2 separate regions of the Homo sapiens genome follow, and region 1 is linked to region 2. Evidence: chromatin contacts called from ENCODE Hi-C data. All regions are on one chromosome and are shown on one strand. The core of a region is the stretch at or near the end of the contact, and the rest is flanking DNA. Distances in the headings are between cores, read along the strand shown. Region 1 holds the start of NT5DC1 (5'-nucleotidase domain containing 1). Region 2 holds the start of MAN1A1 (mannosidase alpha class 1A member 1).

Region 1 (4,318 bases), core at 53-2,552, 3.2 Mb after region 2:
ACTGTGAGGTTTCCAAATAGTTTGGGTGGTAACCATAAAAGCAAACACTTGTCTTTGCCAAGGTACTATTCTAAGCATTATACATCTCTTACTCATTTAATCCTTGCAACAATCTTGTGAGGTAAATCCAATTATTAGCTCCATTTTACAGATGGGGAAACTGAGAAGCAGCACAGGTTAAGTAACTTCCTCGAAGTCACAGAGCTAGTAACAGTGGAGCTGGTGTCCTAAGCTAGGCAGTCTGGCTGAGGAGTCCTCGCTTTCACCACTGTACTCATAACCAGCTCTTTTTCTGTCTGGATGCTTAGATCTTGGACTAAAAAAATCTGGTAACTTTTCAAAATTAGTTTCCTTGGGAATTGGGAAACCAAAGGAATAGTGGAGGGAGGGCAATTAATTTGAGTGTACAGGTCTGGAAGCATGCATACTCCATGTCCCCCTCCCTCAGGGCACAGTGAGGACCCAAACTTCGCAGACTGTTGGTAGGACTGGAATGTATTCAAAGTGCACGGAGCACGTAGTCGATGCGCAATAAATATGTATTTTCTTCTCTTGATAGAAGGTAAAACTAGGGCTAAGATCTTAATGACTTTTCAACTAGTGTTCCTTTCAATACACTACACTATATACTACGCATCTCTCCCAGATTGCAGTTTAAACACTGATGGGTGGTTGATCGTGCAAACAGAAAAATGCAGCCAAAAAAAATGCAAGTACCAAATCAAGTGGCTGTGTCCACAATCAGCTGGTGTCCAGAAAGACATGCAGAGAAAGTTCCACGACGTGAGATCTTCAAGGACAGCCCTAGTCCCCCTGACCCCGCCCCTCCTCGGCCCTAGAAATCACCGATTCCCCAGCCCGGTCTTGCGCAGTTTGCCCCTCCTTCGTTCTTCCCTATCCCTCTCAACATTAGCTAATGGCTGAGGTAAATGTGCCGGTCCCCACGGCACCGGCGCGGAGCGGAGGCTGCACACTTCCGCCCCTTCTCGCCGCTGGAGGCCGCGCTCTGCGGCAAGACTCGGCCGCCGCAGGCCCCGGGCAGCGTCCGCCGTTGCCCAAACCTGGAGGAAACTCAAGCCCCAGCCGCCATGGAGGTTGCGCGCAGTGCGCCCCGGAGCCCGCGCCACTCACCGGGGCGCTCTCGGGCAGGTTGTAGCGACACAGAGTGTGGTCCAGGTCGAATCCGACCACGTCGCAGGCGGCCAGGGAGAAGTGCTGAGCCATGGCTGCGCGGGGAGCACCAGGGAGCGCCTCGGCCGCGAAGGGTGCAAGGAGCTGGCTGGCGGGACGCTGCGGGACAGGACCGGGCCGGACGCGGCGGGGCGGGGCTGCGGCTGCCAGGGCACACGGCGCGGCAGCCTCTCCCGCCTCCCGCGCCCTCGAGCACCGCCCCTCGATACGCTTAGCCCCCGCCCCTCGCGCGGCGGGCGTCCTGCGCCGCCCGGAGTCAGGTAGTCAGCTCGCGTCCTCCTGGTACCCCAATGCCGGCGACTCCTGATCTGTTCCGCAAGCCTAGGAGCCCAGAAGGCAGTAGGGGTCCAGGAGCGGTGCCGCTGCTGCACAGCTGAGACCTGTAGGCACGTAGCCTTTCCCGAGGGCTACCACAAAATTAACCGGGACACTCCATCGCCTCAGGGCGCCTCGGAAACCAGGAGATCATGAGGTTAGACCTGACCTTTTACCCCTGTGTGAGGAATAGTAAGATCATAGAAAAAATTCATCCGCTAATATCCCTCTGACCCAGTTAGCCTACAATTTGGAAGGTCTTTTCACCCACGTGATCTTTGATAGTGGTTTAAACCAAAAACTTTATATTCCTTGGTTTCCTAAGTGGTTAAGTGGAAGACAGACCTTTCACTATTTCATACCCTGGAGTGCGTTAGAAAATAAATGTATCAGACATCGTGAAGAACCATTTTGCAAGATGATACTTGTTATGGAAACCAATATTGGTTATTACTTGATAATCCTATTTTGTTATTGTAATGAATTTTTTATGAAAGGGCATCAGAAACTTCATAGAAATATATAGAGCATACTACAAAAAACTTTTGCAAACCGGGTTTAAGGTTTATAGAGCACAAAATGTTTTGAGTGACATTTGCTTAATTCTCTCAAGAACTGTATAACTACTACCATTTTAGATGCAGAGAAAGTTAATCCATTACATACAATGTATGCCTTAGGGCATTTAATTCTCTTCCTGATTTCCGGATGTGAAGGACTAGCACTTTGAGATCTTTATTACATAGTACCTCATTTTAAAAAGAAAATACAAATCTATTATGTTTACACTGCTTCAGTTCTCAATTTAAAGGAACAATGTGTCTAATGGGACAAATCAATAGTCGTGACATAATGAAAATATAATTGATTGAGAACTGCATTTAACCCTTTCAAATACTAATCCTTCTGAGGCTAATAGACCAATCAGAGGATTAATTTAGTGCAATAGATAGTACAATTGAGTAGGAGGACACTTATACCTAGTAGACCCATTTGAATAAAATTGATAACTTGTTCCATTATAACACTTAAAAGCCCCAAACAAATCTCTCTGGAATAGGAAAAGTAAAGAATCTTCAAGAAGATTAAGCTGTTCACTGATGAGTCCAACAATCATGTTTTCAATGTCTGTGAACCAAAAGAGAAAAGGCTGGATTGTTGGAGAGGCTGGAAAAAGCTTGTTGGCCCTGGAGCATTGACCTTGGCATTCTCCTCTGCACCTTGCAATAGAATGCTACCAAAGTCAAACTTCCAGGTGCATGCCACATTGAAGGGCACATGTTTCCTTGGGGAATATCTTGTTTCATGTGGGAGTAGGTGCTTTAGGTACTTTAGGGACTTCCCTTAGTAATACAAATGTACTAGTACATTCATTGTAAGAGGGAAGAGTATAAAAGGATTGTTTTTTGTTGACTTAGCAAAAACTTCTCCTTACAAAACCTCTTGAGTGTGCTGAATTGTGAACAGGAAATTGACTTGGGGTAAGGGGAGAGAGGGAACCAGGGCACTCTTAAAGAGAAAAAGACCCCTGGGTCGATAACCAAGTGGTCCTGGGACTGGATCTGGCTATTACATGCACATCAACAATCTTATGTACTTGCTGATTAACAAATTATATATATTCTGCATGTTTGCACAAACAGTTCTTGTGCTAGAGAGTCCACATCATTTAAACTTTGTGGGAGAATTTTGCAAATGATCCAATCCTAGAGGCTTGTACTCTTTCTTGAGCCCCACTCACCTTTCCTTTGTACCTCAAACCTCAGTCTGACTCTTCCAGAAATATAGGGGATGGTTCCCTTCTCTTCTCCCATTCCCTACATAACCCTGAGTTTAAATACAAACACTCAGTTTAATTGTTTCATAAGGCTTATTTTTGGATAAAGATATTTCATTTTCCCTGCACATTAAACTTTTATCACACTTACTGATAAAATGCCACAGCTCTTGTATTATCAACTACAAGTTCAGTCTTCTACTTAGATACCAATTAATTTCTGTTTCTTTGAGTATCATGGACTGAATTTTGTCCCCCACTCATTCATGTGTTGAAGACCTAACCCACAATGTGTTTATATTTGACATAGGGCCTTTAAGGAAGTAATTAATGTTAAATAAGGCCATAAGGGTGGAGCCCTAATCCAACAGGATTAGCATTCTTGTAAGAAGAGGAAGGGGCACCAGAGTTTTCAAGCACACAAGAAAGGCCATGTGAGGAGCCACAAAACCACGGCTGTCTGCCTGGCGTCGTGGCACACACCTGTAATCCCAGCACTTTGGGAGGCCAAAGTAGGCAGATCGCTTGAGGTAAGGAGTTCAAGACCAGCTTGGGCAACATAGCGAGACCCATCTCTAGAAAAAATACAAAAATTAGCAGGGTATGGTGGCAGGCACCTATAGTCCTAGCTGTTGTAGGGGCTGGGGTGGGAGGATCGCTTGAACCTGGGAGGCAGAGGTTGCAGTGGGCTGGAATCAGGCCATCGCACTCCAGCCTGGGTGACAGAGAGAGACCCTGTCTTTTAAAAAAAAAAAAAAAAAAAAAAAAAAAGCTGTCTGTAAGCCAAGGAGAGTGGCTTCACCAGAAACCAACCCTGACAGCGCCTTGATCTTGGACTTTGAGCCTCCAGAACTGTGAGAAAATAATTTTTTGTTGTCTAAACCCCATTGTGTGGTATTCTGTTAAGGCACGCTGAGCCAACTAAGGCAGTTAATAAGGATAATTGACTCAAATCAGTGTTGTGTTAAATGTAGGAAATATTTGCCATTTGAAAGGTCTGTAAAGGACATGAACTTGGGTTTATGTTATTTGTTG
Region 2 (4,146 bases), core at 167-2,666:
AAAAATCATCTTTGTTTTCTTTTTCAGTCCTTCTGAACTTATTACCCTGCTTGGATATGCTGCACTCTTCTGGACATAGAATTTCATAGCAGGTATCAAAATAACCAAGCCATAAAGCCAGCTTTATCAAACAATAATTTCCTATTAACAAGAACTTTGAGTGTATTACTCATTTTACACAAAACAAGTAGACGACAAATAATGATGGTTAAAATTAATAATTAAATGATTAAATGAAAACTAGTAAGGATTTCTGATTACTTTTCTACTTTCTCATACAGCTTAACACCTGGAAACAACTGTACTGGAGCCACCTTCCCGAAAGGTGCCAGCTGTTTCCTTTGTCTTAAGCACAAACAGAACTAATGTCACATTTCCAGAGAAGGGTAAGGATGAAATAAGGCGACTACAAACCAGCTTTCAGAAATGCGAAGTCAGTCAACGTTTTCCTCTCTGATAACCCCTTATTTGTGGAGCAACAGGAGAATTACAACACATTTTGGAAAATAATTTCTATTGGACCAACTCCTCACTTCGCTGGAAGTAGTCGGATCCAAGACTTAATTTCAACACAGTGTTCGACTTATTGCTTGAAGCTACCGCAGCATAAAACTCGTCTTCGAATGGAAAATTTGACCAACTTCTATGAGGTAAATGAATAGTGAAAGTACGGGTGGGCGGGAGAGACATACAAGTTTTTTCGGTTTTTTGTTTTTTGGGGGAAGAAAGGGCGCATACGAAAAAAGTCCTAAGCAAGCACAGAACTGTGTCTCTTAGGATGTAAAAGGATGTTATACCAGAGAGCTCAAAAGCTCCCAGGGTCACGGCTCCCCTAACCGAGGGACTTGGGGTTTCACTGCTACCAGGCACCCGGGGAACCCCGGCCTTGGATAAAAAGAGGGTAACTGGAGTAAAGCCGTGCTTCTGAACGACCCAGCGCCCAGGACCCCCTGCCAGACCCCGCCTTTCCCGGGACCCCCTCGGGAGCGCCCCCGACCGCCCCGCACGGGTCGGAGGAGGAGGCAGAGAGGTCCCGCGCGGACCCAGGCGCCTCCCGGGCCAGTCGAGGATCAACCACCCCGGGGACCCCTGCCGAGGCCAGCGCAGGATAAACTCCCCGACCCCGAACTCTGCCTGCCGCTTCTCGGCGCTGGGCCTCAGCCACGGGTTCGACCGTCCTCCTCACCGCGGCTCCCGCCTACCTCGCGCCTCCCGGCCCCGCGACCTCCCCGCCGCCGGCCGGGCCCCGCCGAGGCTGCGCTTCCCGTAAACTCCCCGCCCCGCGCATCCCCCTCCTCGCCTCGGCCCCGCCCCCGCGGGACCCTGGGCGGCGCGTGATTGGCCCGGCCGCGCCGTCACTCTCCGGCCGCGTCGCCTCCCTCGCTTTCCACCGCCCCAAGACCGGCAGTGAGATTAGTGCTCGCGGGGCCGCGGCGGAGTGTACCGTGCTGCTCTACTCGCTGCCATTCGCCCGCAGGTCGGCGCGCTCGCCCACCTGAGCCGCGCCGGGGCTGCGGGACCGTGGGACAGCGCGCTCAGCCCAGCCTAGGAAAGAGGCAGCAGTCTCAGCGCGGAGATGGGGAGCGGGCGAAGTTGACGAGTCTCCCGCCCACGCTGCGCCCCTCCTGCCCAGAGGTGCGCTGCCCCTCCCCGAGGTGCTCGCGCGCTGCCCTGACCCCTTCCTGCGCGGGACACCCCTCCCCTACCCACGGGACCTGATAACTTCACCCCAAGTCCAGAGAGTGGGCTGCGAGGGCGGTGCCCGGACTGGACAGGACTCTGCTTAAGGGGAGCGGTCCTGGAGGCTCGCCAGGAGTCGGAGGGCGGAGACCCGCTGGAAACTTTATCATCGCCGTAATTACTACGTTTTACTGTTTCTCTCCCCGCAGGGGCTGCAGCCAGCGGTCTGTCGCGCGTGCCTGTGTGCCCGAGGAGCCGCCCCGGGGAGAAGACCCGGCGCGGAGTTGTTCCCCCAGGGAGGATCCGCAGCCCAGCCGAGGGGGTCGGGCGGCCTGGCTACGCAGGACCCAGCCCCGCAGCCGCGGACTCCCAGCGGCGGCGAAGTTTGGCTGCTGAGCGGCGCGGCGCCGGACCACTGGACAGCGGGAGCGATGCCCGTGGGGGGCCTGTTGCCGCTCTTCAGCAGCCCCGCGGGCGGCGTCCTGGGCGGGGGGCTCGGCGGCGGCGGTGGCAGGAAGGGGTCGGGCCCCGCCGCCCTCCGCCTGACGGAGAAGTTCGTGCTGCTGCTGGTATTCAGCGCCTTCATCACGCTCTGCTTCGGGGCGATCTTCTTCCTGCCAGACTCCTCCAAGCTGCTCAGCGGGGTCCTGTTCCACTCCAGCCCCGCCTTGCAGCCGGCCGCCGACCACAAGCCCGGGCCCGGGGCGCGCGCCGAGGACGCGGCCGAGGGGCGAGCCCGGCGCCGCGAGGAGGGGGCACCCGGGGACCCGGAGGCCGCCCTGGAGGACAACTTGGCCAGGATCCGCGAAAACCACGAGCGGGCTCTCAGGGAAGCCAAGGAGACCCTGCAGAAGCTGCCCGAGGAGATCCAAAGAGACATCCTACTGGAGAAGAAGAAGGTGGCCCAGGACCAGCTGCGTGACAAGGCGCCGTTCAGAGGCCTGCCCCCGGTGGACTTCGTGCCCCCAATCGGGGTGGAGAGCCGGGAGCCCGCCGACGCCGCCATCCGCGAGAAAAGGGCAAAGATCAAAGAGGTGAGTGGGCCGCGCCAGAAATCCCTCCCGACCGGCCGTGTTTTTCAGGGAGAAACGGCAAGCCTTTGAAACTCTGAAGACTGCAACAATGCAATGTATGGGGAGATGGAGGTTTGCCCCTTCCACCAGGTGCTGTGTCAAAAGCTCTTTCTTTTCCTGTTTCCAATATAGTAGTAGATGTGTCCAGTAAGATCTAAGGTCAAATCTCGTTGCTTTTAATTTGCATGCTCTTGCTCTGGTGACCACAAGCCACACGAGGTGGGTATAAATACATGGGCAGGTAATACGCAAACCTCATTCTCTGGCCGCTACACGGTTAATCGCCCCACCAGTAACAGCGACGGCACTGATCAGCCCCCTGGTAAGGATTGGGGACGTGGCTTTAAAGTGAGTCTTCACGCGTGGTAAAGCTAGCCAGCATACCCCGGGTTCAGCTGTGTGGCCCTTGTCTGCCAGGTGGCATTCTGTGTGTACTTTCAGACTATAAAGGTGAAACCTGAGAACTTCCCATCATCGAGGGATACTATTGTTTACTTTTTTAAAAAATGAAAATATAAAAAGCCAGTCGGCTGCCTCTTGTATTTCTAATGCACAGCCAGAAATAGGGTATTCCATGTGATGCAACAGGTTTGCCTCCACAGCAGCACAATGGTGACAAAGTTAATCCAGGATAAACATGGACTTTGATACATCTTTCCTAATTTCCTTCTCGTAATTTTCAGTTAGAACTTGAAACATGTGATTAGGTCAGGACCAGCTTAAAGCTGAAGGGGGCCGTAAAAAGTCCTTTCAGGCTGTCATTTTCAAGATGAAGATCGAAGGGCCCAGAGCTCTAGAACCCGTTAGTGATGAGTCAGGACTTGAAGCCCGAGGTCCGAACTTCCCCCAGTCACCTGTCACCACGCGGTCTGTGGACATGCCTCCTCTCTGAGCTACTTCCCTGTGTGAAACGGTGCCAGCCTGCGTTTTACATAGAAAAGCTGTAGGAACCACATTAAAAGCATGTCATTCCAAATCTTGGTTCAATTTTCTAAAATATGAATGGAAGTAATATTTTTGCCATTTAAAAAATAATACGATCTGTGAAAATAAATATTGTATTTTCATATTGGGTAGGTAATCAGGAGAGGAAGTCCCTGATCCCATTTTCAGAGAGTAAACAGATTTTTGAGGTGGTTGAGAGGTGTTTAGCTTAAGTGGCTGCAGAATGAAGGCAGCAGGATTGTCATGGGATTTGTGACTTTGTATTATAAGATCAGCTGAATTTGGTTAAGCTGTAATTGAGCAAGTTAAAGTGGACTTGGATCCCTTTCGGTTTAGGAAGAATGTCTTCATCCTTCCTATGCAGATAGCTTCCTTCCACAGTCCATCAGCATATCTGCTTTTCTGAGACCCCTCCTCAGGGACAGAACCCTCCCATACTTGGGGGAAT

The links. Hi-C counts contacts between places; a loop is a spot of excess contacts on that map. Pooled maps may share reads with other maps.
Region 1: a map of naive thymus-derived CD4-positive, alpha-beta T cell shows a loop between it and region 2 (20-fold over the local background). The contact joins the promoter of NT5DC1 here to the promoter of MAN1A1 in region 2. A Hi-C loop is called at or near these places in 2 of 168 maps with a recorded cell type or tissue (CD4-positive, alpha-beta memory T cell and naive thymus-derived CD4-positive, alpha-beta T cell), 1 of 37 single-sample maps with no recorded cell type and 7 of 50 pooled maps.

What each region holds. Positions count from the first base shown.
Region 1 is chr6:116,097,837-116,102,154 of GRCh38, reverse strand. NT5DC1 (5'-nucleotidase domain containing 1) reads right to left here and starts at 1,302. Exons shown (of 12, transcript NM_152729.3): 1 at 1,132-1,302. The coding sequence starts at 1,224. It also overlaps a transcript of FRK not described here. RefSeq lists enhancers at 599-1,119, 1,120-1,642 and a silencer at 1,227-1,486.
Region 2 is chr6:119,347,031-119,351,176 of GRCh38, reverse strand. It overlaps MAN1A1 (mannosidase alpha class 1A member 1), which reads left to right and starts at 1,416. Exons shown (of 13, transcript NM_005907.4): 1 at 1,416-1,635; 2 at 1,890-2,714. The coding sequence starts at 2,112. RefSeq lists silencers at 856-1,495, 2,006-2,205, 2,266-2,385 and an enhancer at 2,596-2,945.